5 separate regions of the Mus musculus genome follow, and regions 1, 2, 3 and 5 are each linked to region 4. A link is a loop called in an ENCODE intact Hi-C map of the cell type or tissue named here. Cell type or tissue: heart. All regions are shown on one strand. Each heading gives the region's core, and the rest is flanking DNA. Links, peaks and the distances in the headings are about the cores only.

Region 1 (4,851 bases), core at 484-4,483, 380 kb before region 4:
CAGGGTTCCGGGTCCGCATCTCAGACCACTCTCTCAGACCCCTCTCCGCATGATTCTTCTGGCTGCCTGGTACCTTCTGTGTTCTTGGTACTGGCTACTTCTGTTCGTGGTCAGCTTAGTCTCTGAGCCAGGCAGGTGGAGGGACACCTGACTTGTGTCAGAGTGGTCACAAAGGGAGCTGAGTCCTTGATTCAGTCTCTCGCTGCATCGGGCATGACTTGGTGCTCAAACCTGACCGGGGCAATGCAGAAGAAAGGACAGACACACGGACAAGAAAGCCTCTGGCAGGCTGTGTTCTCTCTGATGGAGGACACGTAGGCAGTCTGGGAACTCAGGGTGTCGTAGGGTTTCTACTGATGTGACGAAACACCATGACCTACCCATGGTTTGCTCAGCCTGCTTTCTTATAGATCTTAGGACCACCTGCCCAGGGATGGCACCACCCACAGTGGGCTGGGCCCTCCCACATTGATCACTGTTTAAGAAAGTCCTGTACAGCATTGCCTACAGCCTTGTCTTATGGAAGCATATTCTCATTGGAGGCTCCTCTGATGAGTCTAGCTTGTGTCAAGCACCAAATAGCCAGACCAAGGGCTCTCTGTAGGGCAGCAGTCTCACGCTGCAGTCATCTGCAAGGCTGAAGGTGTAGTTGGTGGTTTCTGTACTCACTGATCAGTGGTAAGCACTGTACTTGGACCAGAAGCCTTTGCTGTTTCTGTGGGTCTGAGGCCTTGGGGTCCCCGATGCCCACCATGTGGACAATACACATTTACTGAGGACTTCGTACACAGCTCCATAGTCATCTCAGTGACCTGCTGGTTTCAGGGGCGCACGCACTGCCTGTGGGTGCTTTATGTATGGGTCACTGCAGTGCCTCTTGCCCCTGTCTCAGAAACAACTCGACACTTAGCCCAGGAACTGAGGTAGCTCTAAGTGCAATGAATGGTCCTGAAGAGACTAGACATCGCCATGACCGTCTTATGTACACACGGGCTGCCATACCATGTACAGGCTTGTAGCCCCAGGAGGTGGCATGGCCAGTGTCCCTGTGAGTGCTTTGCTGGTGGCAGCTCTCATCTTTCTGTTGGTACCTTGGGGACCAGCCCCCTTCCTGCTTCCCTGAGCTTATCTTCCTGTGGCAGACAAGATCTCTGCCTGGGAGGTGCTGGGCTCTGCAGCTGTGCTGTGGGGCTTCTGACTTATGTGTCCTCACCTCTTGCCCTGGGAAAAGGAGTGAGGCTGGTCTGGAGATACCCTGTCCCCGGCCAATAAACTCAGCTTTGTCCTATGGGATAGAGGGTCTTGCCTGTGCAATCCTCCCGTGAAGTGGCCTGTGGTTCCCCTGCCTGCTCATTTGGCCGGTGTGGAAGGAGTTGTGGCAGACAGCATGAAGCAGTCTTTCTCCCACCCCCATCCTGCACGTGGTGTGTTACCTGGTGTGCAGAAGGCTTGAGCTGGTACAGTGAGCCTGGTCGTGCTGCTGCCTGGCAGATGGTCACAGTATGCTGTCTGGGGCCGCCTTTGCTGACCTTGGGCACGAAGCTAGAACGTGACCGTGTGCTGTTCAGAGAAGAAAGTCTGCAAGCACACATTTAGATTTTATTTCCAGTTCTCTGTGCCCGCACACTAGAAGACCGCAGAAAACAAACCAATCCGTTTTCCAGATTATCATCTGGACTCTAGCTCCGAGCCGTGGGCAGGCTGAGGCAAGTCCTGCAGAGGAGGAGAGCAGAGCCAGGTGGGGGAGGCTGTGAGAAGCACGGAAACCACCCCACCAGTCGCTCTCGATCATGGGGCAAAGGCCACTGGGAGGCGTGGGGGAAAGAGGTCATTAAGAGCCCTAGGCAGGGTGAGGTGGCCCCAGGAAACCCAGAGTGCACTCCATGGTCTCCTCAGGCATCATGACAGGCTCCTGCCCCATTGGTTGGTTGTATCTTTTCAGACCCTGACCTCCCCTGTGCTTAGCAGAGTGTGAATGTGCGTTTTCAGGCTCCCCCTCCTATGAGCAGCAGGCCTCTGTGACTCTGGCCAGCAGAGGGCAGCAGAACCTCATTTCCTTCCTAGGTCCTGGGGCAGGGGACCTCAGCAAGCGACTTCCTTCTGTGTGTGGAACCCTCAGAGGAGGAGTTTCTTTAGGAATTGTTTAGAAGACTGCTGTGAAGTCAGAGCTATGGCAGCCAGTAGGATGTGCATCACCGTCTCTATTCCACTCCCAGGCTTAGCCTTTGCACAGAGCAGGGAGTCACGGGAACAAGCTCTAGGAGCAAGTCACAGCATGAGTTGACCTTGGCTGCCGTGTTGTGTGTGTGCTGGCTGCTGAGCTGTGGGGTGCTAGGCTGACATACTGGTGGACAAATCTTGTAGAGATGCCAAACACCATGTTGACAAACACGGTCCAGTAACTCTTTCTGTGTGTCCCTTCCAGTGACATTCCTTGGGTCCTCAGTTACCTAGTTGTGGAGTGTGATGCGGAAGTGATTGTATGTGCCAGCCGGGAGCCAGCCGGGGCCTGGTTCTGTCCTTCCTGCAGCTTTAGTATATAAGGTGCCATGACCTATCAGATTCTCTTTCCAGAGCTTGAGCTTAACAGCTGGCCTAAGTTAGTAAGGAAACAAGGCTGCATCTGTAATTGGGACAGGGACATGTTCCAAATAGCAGAACGGGCCACACTTTCATCAGGCTAAAGCTGCCTGTTTTAAGGCCATATAAACAGTTTAAACACGCAGTAGCAGAACATGTAGTAGAATATGTGTGTGGGCTCACCAGCCAACCACACTGCCTGTGTGCCTCCTGTGCTCTGCAGTGAGTGGACCATGTTGAGTGCCCACCTCTACCCAGCAGGAATTGCCCTTCTGTGCTGGTGGTCCGGCCCAGAACTCTTGTGGGACTATTATCTCTAGGCCCCAGGAGATTGGACCTGGTGTATAGGGCTCTTGGGGTCCTGGCATGCTGAGTCTTGAGGATACTTGGATACGGCTCCTTCTCCGTGTCCTGCTAGAGGCCTGGCCTTAGCTCTGTAAGTACAAAGCCAGCCCTGTAGCAGAGGCTTGACCATTAGGGCCCTGCCTCTACTTGGAGTTGTATGAAAAGGGATAAGCATCAGCAGGGACACCTGACCCTGCCTTGGTGACCTGCTAAGCCTGGTCTAGTGTGGGTCCTGTGTGTGACATCACGTGGGGCCTACTGCATGCTCCATTGTTCAGAGCCGCATGCCCATTTGATTTCAGGACCCACCTGGTCCTTCAGCCTTTGGGTACTCAGAGAATTGTCTCTGTGCTGTATCCCAGGCCACCTCACCTGACGATAGGTAGCTTCAAGGAGGTGCCATTTTTTGGGGGGGGGGAGGGTCTTGGCAACCCCAGGGACATTGTACGGTTTTCCTGGCCCGTTGGTACCCAGATGCCTTCCTGAGCCACTGCCCCTGTCCACAGTCAGGAGGCAGAGAGCAATGGATACTGTGTTCAACTCACTCTCTCCTTTTCTGCAGTCCAGGGCTCCAGGCCATGGGTGGAAGGCTCTGCCTGTATTTAGGGTAATTCCTCCCACCTCATTTAGCCTCATTAGACAATCCCTCACAGATACCTAGCCCTTCCTCCTTTTTACAGTTTAACTGCATGTCTTATTACTAGTCTGTGTGTGTAGTGCATATATGTGTATGTGCACAAGAGCAAGCCTCATGTGTTTCGAGGTCACACAGCAGTGTGAGAGAGTTGACTGTTGCTGTCTGCTGGTGCAGGGTTCAAACACTGTCAGGCTTGAGCACTAATACTGCCCAAGCTCTCCAGCCCACTGCCTTTTATTCTGAAACCCATTCTCTCACCCGGGTGCACACGGCTTTTCCAGTGCTGCTTATCTGAGCTATTTTGTCACAGTACTAGAAAGCTGACCAACACAGAATGCTTGCCCCTCTCCCTCCGCGCTGTGACTATTGAGCATCCTGGGAGGGCTGCTGGTTACATCTCCATCTCTCTCTGGCACTGGGAAATCCTGATGCAGGACTGAGGTCACTGCTGTTCTCACCCTTCCTGTCTGTCCAGTAGTCTTGCTTTCAGCCTGGTCCATGGTGGTTGGTTTAGGTCTCACTTTGTTGCAAATTTTATTTTAAACATTTTGCTCATCCTTAAGAGTAAGCTGTAGATGGGAGTCAGTGTTACACATTTGGGCCTGGCCTGCCCTGGGCCAGTTCCTGGTACCTGTTCCAAGTTCCAGGTCTCTGGTAAGGAAGCTGGGGCTGAGAAGCCCTGCCCCTGTACAGCAGTTGGTACTGTCAAGTCTCAGAAATGCTTGCTGGGCTCTGTCTCCTTCCTTCACGGGATAAGGGCTGCAGCTGATGCCATGACAGCTGGTAGCCAGGAAGAGGCCTCCAAGCTCTGTTGTCCCCAGCTCAGCTGGGACTGAGCTGCTGTTCTGTCACAGTGGCTCCTGTGAAGCCCCCTCTGTTTGGGCAGCAGCCACAGCTCATTCTGTGTATGTTTTCTAGCCAGCACAGGCCTGCTGACGTCACAGACATCCCTGTCCTCATCATGGAGGCTACCCATGTCTGTCTGGTTGCTGCCTGTTTCTGGGCCTGTCTTCTGCCCACAGGGAGTAACCGTCAGCCTGTGCAGAGTCCAGTGAAGCGAGCGTGACCATCAGTGCCAAGTGCAGCAGGATCCTAGGGCTGTGTCAGGCCTCAGCTTCTGCATGACCTCAGCATTCCAAACCCTTTGCATCTGCAAGAACAGCCTGTTCGGTTCTGTTTCTCCGGAGCGACGGAGGGCTAAAAAGGTCACATTCTAGCTAGCGTTCTCAGTAGCCCGCTCCAACATCCTTCCTTGTGTGCGGTGCTAGGCATGTGATTGCTAGGGCCAG
Region 2 (4,851 bases), core at 301-4,300, 120 kb before region 4:
GTTGCCTTGGTTACGGATCTCAGCAAAAGAAAAATAATGAAGACACTATTTGGATGTATTCCAATGCATATCCTATGAGGCAGTCAAGAGTACCGATTTGGCCTGAACTAGATTTGAACGCATGGGCAAAATTTTGCTTTAAATAATTATTATTTTTACAAACCGATGTGAGCTTTTATTTTGATTCTCAGACTAAGAGGCCAAGAACCTGGAATTACCGAAACCCAGTCATGGGTAACAGATCACTTCAAGGTTCTTCAATCGGGGCCTACTCACTGCAGGGGAGCAACTGATCCTGAGAACAGACACTGCCCTCAGAGCTGAGTTAGGGCTGAGGGGTGCACTTTCCTGCTGCCTGGCACTGGTGGGTTGGAAATGACCCCCATGGAAGCCAATCTCTCTTAAGGAGAGCCACAGAAGTGCCCCAGATCAAAACTTGGAACCTGGCTGACCACAATTGGCAAGCAAGGCAGACTGGGAATGCCTCTGCCTCTAATACTTGGGAATCCTGGCTAACTGGTTCCACCCAAGGACCCATTCCCATGCCTAGTGGAGTCCTTCATCATTATTGTGGGTGGCTCATGAGACCCTCTTCTGAGAGATAGCCATGTATGTGCTGAGAGCCTGGAGGCCATGGGCCCTACCTCACCACCGACAGAGTCCACTCCAAAGTCCTATGATTCTGGGGCAGCTAGCCTGGCCCTGCCTTGCCCAGCCAGGGAGCCTCTGTGCTCCTGCCCCTGTTTCTTCCCAGAACAGGGGGAGCATGTAGAGACTCCCCATGTTGGTATGTGCCTCCATTTCCCCCCTTTCTTTATGATCCCCGGCCTCCCCTGCCCTGGGACTTGTTTATTGAGCTTCCTGGACTATGCCCTTGAGAAATCTCGAGTATTCATTGAGGCAGAAAGCCCAGGTGTTGTAGGGGAAACGGAGGTCCCCTTTTGAGTTCTTCGTCGTGCTAACACAAGTTTTAAAAGAAGCCTGAGACTGATTTTTATTGGGGTTGGAGAAAAATAACAGGGCAGGTAAGCTTAAAGTCTTGGCAGCTTCCCAGAGGAGGGAGATGAAGAAGAGAGAGAGAAAGCCGTGTCTTCTGCACTGGAGGTTTGGCAAGCGCCTACATGCTGGAAAAGAGGGTGGGGGCTTCAAAGAGAGGAAGAAAGGCCAGGGTGTTAGCGAAAGCAGGCTTAGGCTTTTGACTGGAATTTGGAAAAGAGATAAGGGAAAGAAAACACATGCTTAGTACATGAATCTGAGTTCAGAGGTCAGACCCCCATTTCAGACTCTTGTGTCCTAGGGGCTAGAAAGGTGGCTCAGCGGTTAAGACTGCTCTTCCAGAGGTCCTGAGTTCAATCGTCAGCAACCACATGGTGGCTCACAACCATCTGTAATGGGATCTGGTATGTCTGAAGATAGAACAATGTATTCATAGACACAATGAATAAATAATTCTTGAAAGAAAGGAAGGAAGAAAAGAAAGAAGGAAGGAAAGGAAGGAAGGAAAGAAAGAAAGAAAGAAAGAAAGAAAGAAAGAAAGAAAGAAAGAAAGAAAGAAAGAGAAAGAAAGAAAGAAAGAGAAAGAAAGAAAGAGAAAGAAGAAGAAAGAAAGAAAGAAGGAAGGAAGGAAGGAAGGAAAGAAAGAAAGAAAGAAAGAAAGAAAGAAAGAAAGAAAGAAAGAAAGAAAGAAAGAAAGGAAGGAAGAGAAAGAAAGGAAAAAGTACTCCCAATACAGGAAGCAGGCTAGGGAGCTGAGGAAAGACCTGGAAAAGCCTGTGCTCACTAATAGAGCATTTTATTATTTAGTGATTGATGGGGGTGGGGGTGAGCCCAGCCCATTGTGGATGCTTCTCTCCCTGGGCTGGTGGTCCTGGGTTCTATAAGAAAGCAGGCTGAGCAAGTAACAAGGAACAAGCCATTAAGCAGCACTTCACTGGTGTCGCATCAAGTCCTGCCTCCAGGCTCCTGCCCTGCTTGAGTTCCTGCCATGCCTGCCTTCAATGATGAGCAGAGATGGGGAGAGTAAGCCAGTAAACCCTTTCCTTCCCAAATTGCTTTTGTTCACGGTGTTTTATCATAGCAACAGTAGCCAGAAGACAGGCCCATGATTCTTTGTAGGCTCTTTACATAGCGCCTGTCAATCTGTCCATTCGTCTGCATCTCTCCCTTCTCTGGATTTGTCTTTCTCACACATGCTCAGTGGCTTAGATGTAGGCCAGGTGAAGAAGGGCATCCACCGGAACTCTGCAAGCTAGTATTTTCATATGTGAACCTTGATGGCTTATTATCTAATCCTCACCCTCACGTACACAGTGGGAAAACTAGATGTATGTTCTCCACCTAAGCATTCTTGAGGTCTGGGTTCCGTCCCTGGGGCTGCAGAAGACAGGGTGTGATGGAGCACGCTTGTAACCCTAACACATTGGAGCCTGAAGCAGGAGGATCAGAAGTTCAAGGTCACCCTTGGCTATATAATGAGTTACAGGCCAGCCTGGGGATGTGTGAGACCCTGTCTCAAAGCAAAGCAAAGCAAAGCAAAGCAAAGCAAAGCAAAGCAAAGCAAAGCAAAGCAAAGCAAAGCAAAGCAAAGCAAAGCAAAACAAAACAAACAAAACCCACTTAACCACAAAAACCAGGAAAAGCCCCAGGAAGGAGCAGCTGGAAGCTGCCTGCTTCTATCCCTGTCTACAGAGAAGGTAACTTATGGTTGTCTGGGGAGCCGAGAGTGCACTGGAATTCTGCTGTACCTCATGCAACCACAAGAGGGCGAGAGAGAGCCTTTCTCTAGAAGTTCCTGCCGGAGGTGGGAAATACTAGCAGACCTAGCAGACACAATGGGAAGAGTGGGTGGTCAGACCAGGGCTGAGCCCAGAAGTAGACAAAAGGGGTACAGACCACCCGGTCTTGTTCCTAGAGAACTCCTCCAAGATCAGGCTTTGGTCCTCCATGCAGCTGGTGCCTGACAACTGAAGTCACCTACAAAGATAAGGCTAAGATCCTCACTAGAGGAGAGAAAAAGCCCTATTTGATCTCAGCCTAGGTATATCTTGTAGTTCACAGGGCCACACTTAGAAATGTCCAAAGTTTTATACACAGACAGACAGACACACATACACACACACGCGCACTCAAGGCTTTATCTGTCCCCATCAGGTATCAGAAAAATGTCCCATTCCCTTGAGAGAACAGTGTCTTGAGGTGGGAAAGGTCCTGGGCCTGCTGCCCTCAGGAGCAAGGAGGTTCTCCTTTGAAACAGACAGACCCCTGTGGAAGTTGGGGCCCCGTAGTGCAGGGATAGGGATGTGGGAACAAGTCGGGAGAGGCACCGCGAAAGGAGCTGGCTCCCTGCCCTGCTTGGGGACAGCTATGCAGTCATGTGACGAAGTAGAAGCCACATGCATAGACACCCAGCGGGGACTATAGAATGGGCGGAGAGGTATACAGTAGGGGCAAACTGGTAGCCACCATGGGCCAGGGCAGAGGGTGGGAAAGTATCTTAGGAACTGCATGATAGCCCTTGAGACCACACCACAGTTATGAAGTAGGTCAAGAGTTGAACCGCTGCCCATAGAGGCCACCAAAGGGAGCCAGATGGTGGGAGCAATAGGCTGGCCACAGACCAGGAGTCCAGACACTGGGAACTGGTGTCTTGGGGCACAGACATGCACATCCCAGCCCGACTTTTCTATTTACTGAGTCAGTTACCAGGATTCACATGTTGAAGTTTGGGGCTTTTGTGTGGAATTCCACCCTCTCGCTCACCATCATTCCGTGGTAATAAAATCCTGGCTTTGTCCCTGGAAATGTGCAGGGAGGTGACTCGTGTGTGAGTCACCAGCCGGGCAGGGAGTTCCGGTTTTTGTATCTATGGCTAAAGGCCATTCTCCGATGGGTTTCTCAAAGGAGCTTGGGACTGTCTGCAAAGGGAGCCCTCAGAGATGGCGCAGCCTGCTCTACAGCCGAGGAGTGCCCGTGGAACTAAGCCATCAAATGTGACCAGGCATGAGGTTCCGTTGGGAGTGGGGGGAGGGGACTGGCCAAGGTGCAGCATGGAATGTGGATTTGTGCTGCAGGGTAGACCCTGGAGGACTGGACTAATGTGAATAGCTATGCCCGTAGATCCAGGGGTTCCCCTGCACTTGGGGTTACCTCTTATCCTGGGGGTCTCTCCCTCAGCACAGCTGGAGCAAGCCATGGGGACAGCGTTTCCCACGGAGGAAATCTAGCCTTCCCGTGGTGTACTCTCCAGGAGCTGATGCGTGGAGCCCACTTTCCTGGGGAAGATTGGAGTTGCTCAGGGCCGTGAGAATCCACCCCACCGGATCTGGGATCCAAACACGGGCAAATGTCACAACGTGCGCAATTTGCCTTATTTAAACAAGCTGCTCGCTGTGTTTGCAGGACTGGGCTCAAGGACAGTCTTCTTCCCCTCGGTGGCGATGCAGGGAGATGCAGGCAGAGCGGGTGGAGGCCGGGCTTCCTTGGAATGAGGCCCAGTGGACCTTTTCTGATTCATAAGAAACCTCTAGTTTTATTGCAGAATCACAGTTGTACGCAACCTGGACGCTCTGTAGCTGGAGGCTGCAGGTGCTACAAAGGCGGCAGAGCCTTAAGCAGCATTGCTAAGCTCCTCTCTCTCTTTCTGAAAGATCCAGGAGTCGGGGAGGGGACAGACTTTAAAACCTGAAGCCTCCTATCTGAAATCCAAACATTGGCAAACAGGGGAACACAAACATAGGGAGCCGTGCATGTCCCCCTGTCCCCAGAGTTCCGGAGTCAATGCTCAAACCTACGCAGACTGTAGCCAACTCAGAATGCAGGCCTGGCTGGGGACTCAGAAGGACTGGGCTCTGC
Region 3 (4,851 bases), core at 408-4,407, 220 kb before region 4:
AGAGTTTTAGGATCACTTACTTGCCATTTTATCTGTAACTAATAGCTACACCTAAGAAATATATCCATACCAGGCTTCCCTGGATGAAACTTCTCCTTAGCCTTCCTGTGCTCAGCAGCCACCTGTGCCTGTTGCTCCAGGGACCCACTGTGGACTGTGAGAACCATGGGGGCACCATGCATTGAAGGCAGAGACAAGGGCAGGTCATCTACAAGACTCAGTAACTAAATAAAAACAACGGCTATTGCAGGCAGAGTGGGGAAAAATCATCTTGGAAACCCAGGGACATCTGAGGAAAGATCAAACTGAGCAACCTGGAGCAGGTAGTTTCTAAGGAGCAAGACTGGGAGAGGCAGGCTCACTGCAGCCACCAGACAGTGGGAGGCTCCAGGAGAGGAAGGCAGGGAACCAGAAAGGCCTCCTGGAGCTGAGGAATTGCTGACCACAGTTGAGAGTTTATTAGACATGTTGGAAAAGGTAAACAGGTGTGCTAGTCAGATGAAACCAGTGGCAGGTGTGCTCTGGAGCTCTGTAGGCCCTCATGGAAACTGCTGCCCCGTGTTCTCAGCTGGTACTTGGTTATAGAGCTAGCATGATGCTGAACACCGCCCTAAGGGTCTAACGCCCACAACTCTCCAACCTCGTTATAGCATGGAAGAGGGCGTTTGCTGACCCATGGCAAGTCCCATGGAGGCCCTTGTATATAGGGCTGGATGGAGCCAGCAGGGGTACAGTCTACCCACTCTGTGTTGAGAAGAAGCCTCTTTGTCCTATCTATAGATGGACTGGTGAACAGCCTTGCCAGCCTGTTCTATAGAGATACTGCCATGATCCCAATGGCCTGGCTCTGCTTTCTATCATGATGCATCCCCTGGTGATACATAGACAGACTCTGTAGTCCCTTACTGTAATCTAAAATGGGGGGCCAGGAGGGACGGACGGACAGGGATCCTCTGTTTGAAATATGTTTGTCTTGAACACTCTCTCCTTAAAGGCCTGAGCTGAGAAAACGGCAAACTCTCTGGATTTGGGGAAGAAACTGAGTTGCTACTTTCACATGTACTGTGGGCTTTTGGTAGCTGTTGCTATAGGGGGCACCATTCTAAAGAGTACTTTTTACACTCTACGTATTTGTTCTTTTACCCAGAAAATGTGCCTGCCCTGTGGATGGGCCCAACTGCAAGGAGAGTTGGGTAGGACCACGGGACCGACCTTGGAGCAGAGAGCCCTGGGCCACCACAGACTGCCTGTTGTGCAAGGAGCGCTGAGACCATAGTGTAGCCTCTGATTAGGAGCCAGTGCTACCCAGGATTCAGTCCTTGTGATCCTTTGGTAGGTGCAAGGCTAGTCTGTGTTGAAGAAGAAGGGGACTGCTTAAGTTAGTGACCTAACATTATTTTCACTTTTAAAGTTTTTAACTTGTCTGAGTAAAACTTGTTTTAAAGTACATCAAGTTTGAGGTTCTAAGTAGTTGCCTTCTCTGTTGGGGCTCTTAAGTTTTTCATGATTGAAAAGGGGCCTGGAGATTTGGCAGAGTCTGAACTTACTGATTGGTTCCAGCAAGGTCCCATGGGAGACAGTGGGCAGAGCTTAGAATACTGCAGACCCTGGGTATCTCCTTCACCCACAAAAGCTTTGCCCAGGGAGCTATCCACCATGGCAGTTGACCCCCTTCCTTAGTCTCTGGCCTGAAGCAAACTTTATGTGGTCTGTCTGATTCCCTAGAGTTGTCAGGCTTTTATGGCCAGAGACAATCAAGGCCCATTGACCACCCAGAGAAAGGGTGACTGTACAAAGGACAAAGTCAAGGCCAGGCACCTTCTCTCAAATATGTGTACCCACTAGTGGTCTTAAGCAGAGGCGTGAGCCATCTGAGAACGTTGGCAACATGAAGTGGAACCAAGTGCAGGAGTCTCAATAAGTAATTTAACAGATCTGTGAGGACCCCTAGCCAGGAGTAGGGTGAAACAGAAGGGAACCAGCAACCTAGAAGCCACAGAGAGTGGAGCTGGGAGAGCCTGTGCAAGTGCCCAGGCTAGGGCACAAGTCTAAGGAGAGACTTAGAAGGATTTTGACCTATTCCAAAAAATATGCAGTTTCCATCACACTACTACCTCTTGCCCTCTGCAGTCAACTTCCATGCCCCAATAGTTACCCTGGCTCATTCTGGCCTCAGCATGCCCTGTCTGAAGGAAATGTTCATATCTGCTGTGCAGCTCAGGTATCAAGCATCAGCTCCACCCACTGGCTATCATCTGCCCTGAATCTAAAGCAGCTCTGCTGAGTGGTGTCTTCTGGACAGCAGGTGGTGCTATCAGACCACTCCAGAGAGAGCAGGCAGGCAGCAAGATGAGCAAAGCTGTTGAGTGGATGCGGGGACATAGCAAGTAGACTGAGTTACAGTCCCTCCTGTTTAACATGGAAAGTGTGGGCTTGCTATCCCCAAGAAGGGTGCATGTGTTGTTACCACTTATTTTTTATGGTGTATTAAAGAGTAAACGCAGTGCTTTCACCGTAGTTGGACAGTGTTGTTGCACGTAGACACAAGAGTCTGAAGGTTGGCATGCTAGCATGGCTCTTCACCTCAGTCAAGCCCTTTAGTGCAGCATCAGTCCTGACAGCTTGAGAACCACCAAAACTGAGACATACCTGCCAGTGCTAAGCAGGTCTGCATGCCCCGGTGAGCCCAGGATTTGTCCCAGGGCTACCTCATGTGACTGGCAGATGGAGATTCGGGGAAGTAAGAGAATGGGCACTATATACAGCCTGGTCCATTAGAGGTGGAGAGGCTTTTGGTGGATGCCATGGAAATGTATGGACTATGCACATGATGGACTGTATAACTCCATTTTAAACAAGCATGGTGTTAATCACTGTAAAGCAATCGATGGGTGTCTGTTCACCTTCATACAGCCACTCAAGTGAGCTGGTACATGTGTAGGGACTGGTAGGGTGAGTGAGGACCCTGAAGCACTCAAAATAGCATGTTCCTTGGGGACCTTTCTGCTATACCCCTACCTCATCTACGCCAGCTTATAATCCAGTGTAGGCTTTTCCATTTCAGACTCAGACCCTGCCTAGATGCATCCTCCTGTGGACCTGCAGACACCCTGTGCTCTCCCTTCTGTTCTCCTTTACGCTCTTTTTGGATTCTACCTTCCTGTCCAGGAAGCTCCTGGCCAAACTTCTAAGCACCATGGGATGCTTGCTTCCTACTTTTTGCACTGCCGAACCCAAGTCCTGACTTGTGTTCCTCCATTAAGCCTTACCCCTGACTGTTCCCTGCCAGCCTCCAGCATTCTTAAAACTAGGTCAGAAGCAGATGAAAACTCCTGGTAACAGTCCTGCTTCAGTCCTCTCTGTTGAGTGGCTGCTACTTTCCCTAGGAAATCCCACATGCTGAGCCCACGGACCCCTACTTTCATCTCTGCTTAACGGCTTCGCAGTTAGGCGGGTACTAACTGCCCCTAGACACTGCCTACAGGATATGCATGCTTGATGCTAGACACTGCCTGCAGAGCATGCATGCTTGGGGCTCAAGGCCAGCTCCCTAACCAGCTTGAGGCCCACTTCCTTTCTGCCTTACAAGCTTGGAGAAGCCTTACCCCATGCTGACCACCCCAGGTGTCTTTCTTTTTTTTTTTTTTTTTTTTTTAAAGATTTATTTATTATTTTATGTAAGTACACTGTAGCTGTCTTCAGACACACCAGAAGAGGGAGTCAGATCTTGTTACGGATGGTTGTGAGCCACCATGTGGTTGCTGGGATTTGAACTCTGGACCTTCGGAAGAGCAGTCGGGTGCTCTTACCAACTGAGCCATCTCACCAGCCCCCCCCAGGTGTCTTTCTACCATCCACAGGGCATGCTATCATTTAGTTGTCTGACATTTTCTGTGCATCCTTCTTGTCTTTGTTTGGACATAGGTTTCCTGACAGCAGCTATGTGTCTTTTGTTTCCTGATGTCTCTCAAGCACTGTGGACATGCTGTGTGTAGTGGAAATCCAGTAAATATGAGATAGATAAGGCAATATTTTGTTGGTTTTCTTATTAACAAATACTTGTGAGATGTTTTAATATTCTTTGAAGAAATGACTTAGTGGTTACAGAGGACCCAGTTTGTTCCCAGCACCCACTGGGAGACTCACAACCATCCAGATCCAGTGTATTTAATATCTCCCTTTGCCCTCCAAGGGCACACACATGTATACATAACCAAATTTAAACATTTTTTAAAATATTATATTGAGGAATGCTACATTTTCTCACATGTAGATTTTTATATAAATACCCAATGAATAACTGACTCAGAGTTTATAACTCAAACTCTTGAAAGAGTAGACTATTTTGTATGTGTGTGGGTGGGGGGGTTATTTCACTTAAATTTCCACATCACAGTTCATCATCAAAGGCAGTCAGGAGGAGTTACAGAGACAAAGTTCAGAGCAGAAACTGAAGGAACAACCATCTAGAGACTGCCCCACTTGGGGATCCATCCCATAAACAACCACCAAACCCAGATACTATGGCAGATGCCAACAAGAGTTAGCTGACAGGAGTCTGATATAGCTGTCTCCTGAGAGGCTCTGCCAGTGCCTGGCAAATACAGCAGTGGATGCTCACAGTCATCCATTGGACAGAGCACAGGGTCCCCAATGAAGGAGCTAGAGAAAGTACCCAAGGAGCTGAAGGGGTTTGCAGCCCCATAGAAGGAACATCAATATGAACTGACCAGTACCCTCAGAGCTCCTTGGGACTAAACCCAATCAAAGAAAACACATGGTGAGACTGGTGGCTCTAGCAGAGGATGGCCTAGTTGGTCATCAATGGAAGGAGAGGCCCTAGGTCCTGTG
Region 4 (4,851 bases), core at 380-4,379:
GATCTTCATCTGAAGGCTGCTAGCAGAATACTGACTTCCAGACAGCTAGAATGATGGTATTCAAGCCCATGCCCACAGTGACACACCTACTCTAACAAGGTCACATCTTCTAATAGTGCCACTCCCTGGGATGAGCGTAGACAAACCCTCACAGGGGACCTCTCTAAGGCCAAATGGTTTGTAACCCTTGTACACAATGTTTTTAAGGGTATTTCAAAATCCCACCTACCAAAGTTCTCACATGTCTTCTAACATCTTTTATGCAACTATCAATATGAGTGACAGTGGCCTTGGCAGTTCACGTCTTTAAGCTGTAAGGGTTACCTCTTTGTAAAGTGTGTGTGTGTGTGTGTGTGTGTGTGTGTGTATGTGGTGTCAGGAAGGCCCTAGGAATAGGTGGGACACAGTAGACAATGGCCTCATCTTTAATCTTTTTGGGGAACATGTTCTAGAGGTAGTCATCCCTGCCTTGGCTCCATTATAGGGTACATGTGATGGACTGTGACACCCCCATTTTCTGTGTCATCTGTAACTCCCTGAGACCACAATCCTTGTGATTTTGGAGCCGAGTATGGAATACATTCCCAGCCCCCTTATAGAGTGAAACAGCTTTTTAATTTGGCTAAATAGGCTTTGTTGGGGCCTGCAGGCTGGGCCTAGGAAGGCACGGGCAGCTCACTGTCTTCACTGTGGGGGCTGCAGGCCAGGAAGGCTGTGGAGCTGGGTGGACCTGTGGCCAGCAGCCAGGCAAGCAGAGGAAAATGTCTGTATTCCACCTCTGTTTCTTACAGCTTACAGTCATGTCTACCCTGAAGCATGGTGGGCCAAATCACCAGGGTACTGGAAGGGTGTGTATTTTGCATCTTACAGGCTAAGGAACGCACATTTTCGAAAATATGCCCCTTGGGCTTTGGTATTATGTGTAGGCAGCTTTTCCTTCGGCAAAGGGAAGGCGGGTTCCTGGGGTGGAACCCCAACCAAGGCCCTTTGATGGGCGCTGATCTCTGCATGCTTCGGAGGTCTCTGTGTGGGGCCAGCCCACAGCTCTCGCGATTCACGTGGGATGAAGCTGCCTGTCGCCGTCCAGTTCTTTCAGAGAACAGCTTGTTTGCCGAATGGCATTAGCAGATTTGCCTGCAGCTGGGAGATGCTCCACGCTGACCTGCAATGATTTCCAGATGGAAACCCAAGGCTCCTCAGGGTGGGGTCTGGGGCTGGGGCAGCCCACAAAGTGCTTGTTCAAAGTATAAAGAGTGGCGTGCTGGAAACCTTTATGGCTACATGGCATGGCCAAGACAGTTTTATTGTATTTTGCAGGATTATTTGTCAATAACTTGAGGGGTAGGACCAGTCCTTGCCAAGATCAGAGAGAAGCTAGGGTCTAGAGTCCAGATACAAACAGGAAAGCCAAGAAACACTGAAATCTCATTTAAGATCTATGAGGGCCTCACACAAGGAAGACCTTACAGATGAGGCCTCAGAAGACAGCAGGATCACAGGGACAGGCAGGGGTGGGGTGGTGGGGGCAGTGAGGGGTTGAGGCATGCACAGAAACTCTGGATTCCAGAGATAGGTCAAAGCTACAAAGTTGCTGTGAACCTCCACAGGTAAGACTGGGCTTCCTGAAGCTGCTCTAATAAGCCAGCAAGAATCCTTGGCTTAAGACAAGTACCCAGCTGGAAGCAGGAAATGTGTCCGACTGGCTACAGTAGTCAGGAAATGTAACAGGCAGGTTCCTGCTGGGAAAACCATTCTGGCTTTCCTAGACTCTGGAAGCCGCTCACTCACCCCTGTAATTCCTTGGCTCCGCTCTGAAGACTAGCATGGCGGGGAGTCCCTCAGGTTGAACTCCTCTTCTCCCTAAGAGAGCCCCAGGGGTTAGGCTACCTCGTATCCCTGGCTTCCAGGGTGAAGAGGTCGGCAGTGTCTTTTACATCCACCTGTAGATTAATTGCTGCTGTAAGGCTCAGCAACCATAGCTTCTGAGGATGGCAGGCCTCTTGGGTATTGTTCTCACGGAGGAAAAGACATTTCTGACCCATATGACATAGCTATGGCTCGGACAGAGCAAATTTACCTGGTTGGGTGGGTGGGAGGCCTGGGTTCTTCTCCAGCATTGGTGTAGAGGGAAAATCCACTCCCAGTGTGGAACATAGGGCAGAGTCACGCTGTTCTGTGCCTTGCTGTCCAGTTTCTGGGCTCCCCACCCTTCACCCCAGGACCCCCACTCATGGGGTTTGCATTACACGAAAGGGAAGTGTTTGCTACCCACCAGGAGACAGTATATAATACGTTATCATCTGTTTGTAGCTGTATGGTGCAGGACCAGGCAAGCACCTAGTGATGCAGACAGAGAAGAGGCTTAGAGGCTGCTGGTGGGACTGGAGCTGCCCACATAAGGGTGGCCTGACACCTCTGTAAAACAGGGCACCGTAGGGGACAGGCTCCATTTATGCCTATTGGCTCCTCTTGTGTGTTTGTGTGTGCGCGGGCGTGCGCTCATGTGCACACGAATGTAAGTAAGAGCAAAGGTGTGGACAGAGGTGCCATGTGCCGATTGTGGGCTGAGAAGTTATTCTCTCGCTCAGAGTTACTGTATATAAATTTCTTTCCTGATACAGTATCATACCACAAAGAGCTCCTTAGAAGAGCTTGCTTGCAAGTGGCTAAGGAAACTGGGTCTATGGCTCCCTCTAGTGGCTAAGGAAGCTGGATCTATGGCTCCCTCTGGTGGCCAGCACCTCGTCTGAGACCATGTCCTGACAGTCTTGGCTGCCAGACAAGTCCAGGCTTTAGCAGAATCAGAGTGTTTCCCTGGAGTGCCTGCCTTGGTGGACACACGGAGGCTGGCACACTCCAGGATGCCAGAGCCCGACTTTGAAGGGATCTCAGCAGTTACTCACCTTGGCAGCTCAGCTTTAAATCCTGTCGAGTGAATCATGGCCCGCATGAATCTGTATCCTCTGCAGTGTGGGTGAAAGTCAGAGAAAGGCTCTGGGAAACGTTTGAGTGAGAACCTGGGCCACTCACCTGTTTCTTTCCCCATGTCATCAGTAGCCCAGAGTTGGTGGGAAGCTGATCTGGGGTGCCACCTGGCTTCCAGGCTGCAGGAGATGGGGGGTGGGGGTGGGGGTAGTCCAGTCCTGCCGCACAGCTTGGTTTTTTGGCATCTCTGCTCTTCCCTAATTGCATTCCATGGATTCTGGGTAGAATTTATTGTGTTACTTGACCACATGCCACCTGGTGAGACAGCTGGGGAAGAGCCAGGAAGCCAGCTGCCAGGTGTGGCTTGGCGGGCCACAGGTGGGTTTCTGAGCTGCCATTGGGAGGAAGTGGATCAGGCTGGGGTCCAGAGCTGACAGAAGCTAGGGACCTTTGTCTCTCCCAATCCCCTGCTGCTGTGACCTCAGTGACATACTCAACTGGACTTGGGAGTCATCTCAAATTTTTCAAAGAATCTGATGGCAGGGTAGGAAATGAGAATAGATTGTTGGCCATGGGCCCGGGCACAGCGTGGCACCTCACTCTGGGGGGAAGGCTAGCCTTTCTTCCAGCTGTGCAAAAACAGAAATGGGCCCCCAGGGCGCAGATTCTCAAGGACCTTCACCCGCATTCTGGCCATGGGAATTTCCACCACCAGCTGTTGCCTGATGAAGGCAGAATTCTTCACCACAGATCCCAGACCTCCTGTGGTTGGTCACTTTCTAGCAAAGAGTTAGTGCCATCATATTCTCTCTCTCTCTCCCTCCCCCCTCTTTCTCTCTCTCTCTCCCTCTCTCCATGTCTCTCCACCTGATCTTTAAGCAGGCTTTCTCTAGGGAACTCTGAGGAGGGTGATATGTAGATCCAGGCTGAGCATCACTAGCCTCTGTTGAGTGAGTAGTGTCTTTCTTTCTTTCTTTCTTTCTTTCTTTCTTTCTTTCTTTCTTTCTTTCTTTCTTTCTTTCTTTCTTTCTTTCTTTCCTTCTTCATCACTAGCCTCTGTTGAGTGAGTAGTGTCTTTCTTTCTTTCTTTCTTTCTTTCTTTCTTTCTTTCTCTCTTTCTCCCTTTCTTTCTTTCCTTCCTTCCTTCCTTCCTTCCTTCCTTCCTTCCTTCCTTCTTTCCTTCTTTCCTTCTTTCCTTCTTTTGTTTGTTTTTGTTTTCTGAGACAGGGTTTCTCTGTGTAGCCCTGGCTGTCCTGGAACTCACTCTGTAGAGCAGGCTGGCCTTGAACTCAGAAATCTGCCTGCCTATGCCTCCCGAGTACTGGGATTAAAGGTGTGCACCACCATGCCCAGCCAGTGTTTCTTTTCTATCCCACATGGGCAGCCCTTGGCAGCAGCCCTGGGAGGGTACAGGTTTCTTCTAGAGGAGATGCTGTGGGCTCTTAAGGTCCGAGTAGCTCTCAGGCTTGTGGGGAGAGGTCTTGAGACTCCCTGGGGCCAGTTTGGCAATCTCAGAAGACAGAGGGGACCAGAGACAGAATCCTGGGATATACTGACACACTGTAATACCAGAGCTGTAAGGGATTGCTGGGGAAAGGCAAGAGACTAAAGAGAGAAGGCTGGAGAATGAGAAATGCCTCAGACCTGATGCTCTGGCATGGGTCTCCTGAACGATTGGCAGTGTGCAGATAGTCTCAAACAGCCACAGAAGTGTCCTTTAATGATTCGGTGACAGCGAAGTCCTCTATAGTCCTTCCCTACTCTTCCTGGCTCCGTTCTTGGCAGTGTGTTCTCTCTTTCCCTACAACTGAAGGAAGACAGGGAAAGCTCGCTGAGGTTCCAGTGTGGACTTCCTGTATATTCTTCTGTTGGTTTCCCATTTCTGCTCATGCTGCTTCAGTAGCTTGGTTTGGTTTCTTTCTTTCT
Region 5 (4,851 bases), core at 434-4,433, 76 kb before region 4:
GTGTGGGCAGGGAGTCGGGCTGGTTGTTAGGCTCCTAGACCTTCTTGCCCATCCCTACAAGCCAGTTGCAGAAGGGCCTAGCTGTGTCCTTCCCCCACAAGCTGGGTCTGAGTCACCCCCACAAGGGCCACTCTGTTCCCAGGCCCCACTGACCCTCCTCTGAGCCTGGAGTGCCGCCAGCCGCCTCGAACCTTGCTTCCAGCCTCCTGATCCCCAAGCTAGCACCTTTGACCTTCCCCACCCACATGATCCCCTGCTGGCCCAACAGAGGCTGTGAGGTACGCAGGGGATCAGGGCAGAGTGGGCCTGGCCTTTCTCCTGCTCTCTGCTCTGCATGAACTTTCCTCCCCAGTTGAAAGCCCACTGGAGGGCCTGTGGGGGCTGTAATGGCCCTCAGCTGGAGGGAGCAACCTCAGGAAGCAGGAAGGAGCGTTCAAGACCAAGCAGTCTTCCCAAAGAGCACCGAGTGTATGCCTGAGTCTCCTGTGTGAAAGCTGATCTGATCGCAGTAGATCTCTCTGGCTGAGTCTTGACCCAGGAGGCCCAAAGAGTGAAGGAGAGAAACAAAAGTGGGTGCAGGGTAGCCCTCTGTCACGGACACCCAGCTTAAAGATGTGATCTACATTATATTAGTAAATTGCCACGTGCTGCTTGCTGGCTCTGAAGATGCCCCCTCATCCCCCTTTTACACCTAAGCACGTTTGTCCCAAAGTAACCTCCAAGGTCCCATGTCTGGAGATGGCTCCACTCGATGTGGTGTAGTGAGAACAGTGAAACAGGCCAAGAGCAAAACGCGGTGCCCTGGAGCACAGCTAGAAGTCAACCGTTTCCAACCAAGGTGACCCATTGTTTATCCCAGGGCAATAAATGCGCCCACAGTGGAAAAGAGAAGCTGGAGGGTCGGCCGTGGGAAGCTCGGCCATGGGAAGCTTGGCCACGGGGAGGAGAAAGCTCAATCGGGAACTCCAGCCGGTGCTCCGACTTCCCCAGTCAGTTTCTGCAGGATGCTGTGAATATCCAATCCAGTGATGTCATCTCTGTCAGTTGCTATTTGTTATTTTACTTGGAGACTCCACTGAGAGGACTCTGTTCTGCTTGGACCATGGGGTGGGGCTGGGGGAATGGGGAATGGGACACCCCAACTGACTGTCTTCATGGGGATCCAGTCTTCCAGTTTTTGCTGTTTTATTTATTTTTTGATGTTTTGAGTGTCAAGTTTGATGATTTTTGTATATTCTCTCTCCCTTTCTCTCTATTCTTTGACTTTACCTTGCTTACATAAACTCATTCCTCCAAAACTGAAGATACAACTGTCATAGATCCTTCTCTGCACCCTATAGAATAGCAGCCAAGTTCAGATGATCAAAAAACACCCAGAGAAGACCACAGGCATAGAACTCTGGTGTTTGCATGCAGGTGAAACCCCGTGGGATAAAAAGATATAAGCTGCTGGGCAGTGGTGGCGCTCGACTTTAATCCCAGCACTTGGGAGGCAGAGGCAGGCGGATTTCTGAGTTTGAGGCCAGCCTGATCTACAGAGTGAGTTCCAGGACAGCCAGGGCTACACAGAGAAACCCTGTCGAAAGAAAAAAAGAAAGAAACAAAGAAAGAAAGAAAGAAAGAAAGAAAGAAAGAAAGAAAGAAAGAAAGAAAGAAAGAAAGAAAGAAAGACAAGCTAGTACAGGGAGGAGGAAAGGCCTGCTCCTAGGTCCCGGTAGGCTCTAAACTCTAGGAATCTATCTCGAGATTGTATCCAAGTGTTGGGAAAAATGGCCTTTGCTCCAGCCCCCAAAGCTTGTCAGGATGCTGAATACAGAAGTTTTTTTTCTTCTCCGTTGTTACTTCACCCCACCAAAGGTGGTCTTGCCCCTCCCATGTGAGTACTTGTGTGTGTGTTTGTGTGGATATGTGTATGTGTGTGTGTGTGTGTGTGTGTATTTGTGTGTGTGTGTGTGTTTATGTGGATATGTGTGTGTTTGTGTGTATGTGTGTGTGTTTGTGTGGATATATGTATGTGTGTGTGTGTGTGCGTGCAAACGTGCTGCCTTTCCCTGCACCAGAGGAAAAGGAAACCTAGTTATCCATAGGTGTGTGGCACATTGGCCCTCCCTCTCCTGTCTCACAGTAAGGAGTTGCCATCAGTTGTGGGGTCCCCTGTGTCCCAGCTTTTACGGTCACTGTTGTTAAGGACACTGCTCTGAGGCCAGAGCAAGTTGTAACCCACTTGCACCTCTAGAAGATTATCATAGCCTGGAAATCCCCGATTTCCTTTATTGTCTCAGACAAGACTCACTCTCTTGCCAAGGTTAGAGTGATCCTCCTGCCTCTGCCTCAGCCTTCACAGTGCTAGGGTTACAAGTATGCACCTCCACACCTGGCACCGACTTCCTCCTTAAGCAGCCCTCTTTGCTCTCAGGCAATTCTACTCCCAACTTCGAACCCCAGCTTTTGCACATATCTCCTGGTTAGAGCACAGCTGGTCACCTCTTTGTCCCTTCAGACTTCCCTGACCTGCCTCTGTATGACAGTTGGCTGGTTTCTCCCTGGAATGGGTGCCTGTGGTTCATCTAATTGATTAAAGCACACATGGTGCCCATTGTGGTGACTGCCAATGCCACAGGTTCTACATGGGAGAGACAAAGCCAGGTGCGGCCATTGACTCTGTACACCCTGCCCCTCCTGCCCCAGCCCTCAGCACTGCTAGGCTTTAGCCCTGAGGCTTCTCTGCAGCTGAGCAGGAGGTTTACCCCATCAGGGTTCAGATGGCTGTGTGACTCATACCCCAGCCACTTCCTTCTGGATCTATTTCCCAAATATCCAGAGTTTCACTTGCAACAGCCAAGAAATTTCCATCTGTTCGGAACACACAATTAAAAATAAATCCAAGCCAGAGGAAGCTATGACTCAGCAGGGTCCCAGAGAGTCTCTCAGCAGCCAGCAGCAAAAGTGGCCCGAGCTCTGGCTCCACCCCCCTTCCTTAATTCACTCTGTAAATGCTGACCCAGCTCCTGCTGTGTGACAAGCTTTGTGTGGACTGGCTTGTGGAGGTGACATGGTATATACCTACCTTGCTATTGTCAAGCTGGAGCAGGGCCAGACCAAGTGGTAGGGCCTAGGGTAAGAAAAAGAAATCAGCTTTCTTTCTGGTCGTAGTTTGAATCTCAAATGTCCTCCCTCTACACCCCCAGGCTCAGGCTTATTCCAGGTGGTGATGCTATTTGGAATGGAAACATTAGGAGGTGGTACCTAGCTTTAGGATGTAAGTCCCTGGCCCCTGCTGCCCCTGTTACCTGCCTACCATAAGGTGAGCAATGGCCACCACACACTCTCACTCCCATAACGCTTTGCCCAAGCACAAGGGGACTGAGTGACCATAGATGAAACCTCTGAGACCAGGAGCTAAGTAATCTCCCTTTAAGTAGTTTGTGTCCAGTATTGAGTTGTAGTGTAAGACAAGTAACCCAAGACCTGTCACACTTGCATCAGAGACAAAGAGACAGAAACATAGACACATGAAGGCAGAGGTAGAGACAGTGATAGAGAGACACAGAGAATGAGAGAGAGACAGAGAGAGAAGAGAAATAGAGGCAGAGACACAGAAACATGGAGAGAATCAGAAAAAGACAAACAGAAACAGAAAGACAATAACAGAAAGTAGGGTTGAAGAAATGGCTCAGTGGTTAAGAGCACTTGCTGTTTCTTCAGAGGACCAGAGTTCATCTCCCAGCACCCACAGGAAGCTGCTCTCAGCTATCTGTAAGTCCACCTCCCGGGGGATTCCAATGCCTCTGGCCTCGGTAGGTCCCTGCACTCAAATGTACATACCCCATAATGCACACACATATGCATATTAAAATAATTTTTACAAAAGACATTGAGGGAGGGAAGGAGAAAAAGAGAAAGAGGCAGAGAGAGGAGAGAAAGAGAGAGAGAGGGAGAGGAAGAGAAAGAGAGAGAGAGGCAGAGAGAGACAGAAAGTCAGAGAGAGATGGAGAGAAACAAACAGACAGACACAGACACAGACAAAGACAAAGGGTGGGGAGAGACCACAGAAAGAGACAGAGAGGTGGAAAGGAACATACACACACAAAGAGAGAGAGAGAGAGAGAGGGAGAGAGAGAGAGAGAGAGAGAGAGAGAGAGAGAGAGAGAGAGAGAGAGGACAAAAGAGAATTAGAACCTCCTCAGACACCTTGGGTCACTTGTTTGTGTCCAATAGCATGTGGAGATGTTACCATACTGCTACACAGGCATTTTTCTGCTTGGCTGCTAAGCCCAGGCCACTTTGAGACATTCAGGGCCCACCCTCTTGTTCTGTGTCAAGGTGTTTACAGTCAGCGTGACTGACGCGGCCGTGAATGATCCTGCTGTCGGTCAGCAGCGTGCAAGGGCCCCAGGTCCTTACGTCTTTTTAACACTTGGAATCAGGATTTTCCCTTTAGCCTTGCTGCCAGCAGATACCTTGTGGTTTAATTTGTATTTTGGGGGTTGCTGAGGATGGAGGGATCAGTAAGCTTGAGCCTTTCTAGGGTCCTGACAAGCTAAGCCTGCATCTTGGGTCTGTACGTTACTGATGGAACAATCTCCGTGCATTTTACACAAAGCATCTGTCTGTTCTGGGAATGGCCTGCACCCCATCTCTCCGGGTTTTCATCTTCTTGTTAGAGACCTCTAGTGACAAAAGCTATTATCTTTCCCCCTGGGATTCTGGGATGGAACCCAAGGGGTCACGCACACTAGTCCCACACACTGAGCCGCCTCTCCCCAGGTCCTTGTATTTCACATGGTCTGATGTGCACTGCTCCAGGTCTGATGAGGAGGTCGTGCTTATACCTCTCGTTTGTCTCATTAA

What was found. A loop is a pair of places that touch in the nucleus more often than their neighbours do. Peaks named below come from ENCODE experiments on the same cell type or tissue, not always from the same donor. Only the 100,000 strongest peaks of a DNase experiment are listed, where the experiment ranks them.
Region 1: a loop joins it to region 4, with 2.9 times the contacts of the local background. A loop is called at or near these places in 7 of 42 quality-filtered maps.
Region 2: a loop joins it to region 4, with 10 times the contacts of the local background. A loop is called at or near these places in 39 of 42 quality-filtered maps.
Region 3: it touches region 4 in a loop (5-fold over the local background); 19 of 42 quality-filtered maps call a loop at or near these places.
Region 5: a loop joins it to region 4, with 3 times the contacts of the local background. A loop is called at or near these places in 4 of 42 quality-filtered maps.

What each region holds. Positions count from the first base shown.
Region 1 is chr10:77,507,028-77,511,878 of GRCm38, reverse strand. All of the region lies in intron 2 of Fam207a (family with sequence similarity 207, member A), which reads left to right. Among named protein-coding and RNA genes, the nearest start is that of Fam207a, 6.4 kb to the left of the region's middle. In heart, for the core only: a CTCF peak has its summit at 2,021 (motif pointing right); DNase peaks (open chromatin) are centred at 1,188, 2,028, 3,098 and 3,898; H3K27ac peaks cover 1,115 bases.
Region 2 is chr10:77,250,941-77,255,791 of GRCm38, reverse strand. Gm40703 (a long non-coding RNA gene) reads left to right here and starts at 2,568. Exons shown (of 2, transcript XR_871845.2): 1 at 2,568-4,004; 2 at 4,179-4,851. In heart, for the core only: a CTCF peak has its summit at 2,754 (motif pointing right); DNase peaks (open chromatin) are centred at 2,761, 3,451 and 3,991; H3K27ac peaks cover 2,037 bases.
Region 3 is chr10:77,351,006-77,355,856 of GRCm38, reverse strand. The region is part of intron 2 of Adarb1 (adenosine deaminase, RNA-specific, B1); the gene reads left to right. Among named protein-coding and RNA genes, the nearest start is that of Adarb1, 65 kb to the left of the region's middle. In heart, for the core only: a CTCF peak has its summit at 2,283 (motif pointing right); a DNase peak (open chromatin) is centred at 2,286.
Region 4 is chr10:77,128,618-77,133,468 of GRCm38, reverse strand. The region is part of intron 2 of Col18a1 (collagen, type XVIII, alpha 1); the gene reads left to right. Among named protein-coding and RNA genes, the nearest start is that of Col18a1, 35 kb to the left of the region's middle. In heart, for the core only: a CTCF peak has its summit at 2,707 (motif pointing left); a DNase peak (open chromatin) is centred at 2,758; H3K27ac peaks cover 3,058 bases.
Region 5 is chr10:77,204,813-77,209,663 of GRCm38, reverse strand. Gm35837 (a long non-coding RNA gene) reads right to left here and starts at 3,277. Exons shown (of 3, transcript XR_871847.2): 1 at 3,068-3,277. In heart, for the core only: no CTCF peak of the experiment used is centred there; DNase peaks (open chromatin) are centred at 2,783 and 3,283; H3K27ac peaks cover 2,580 bases.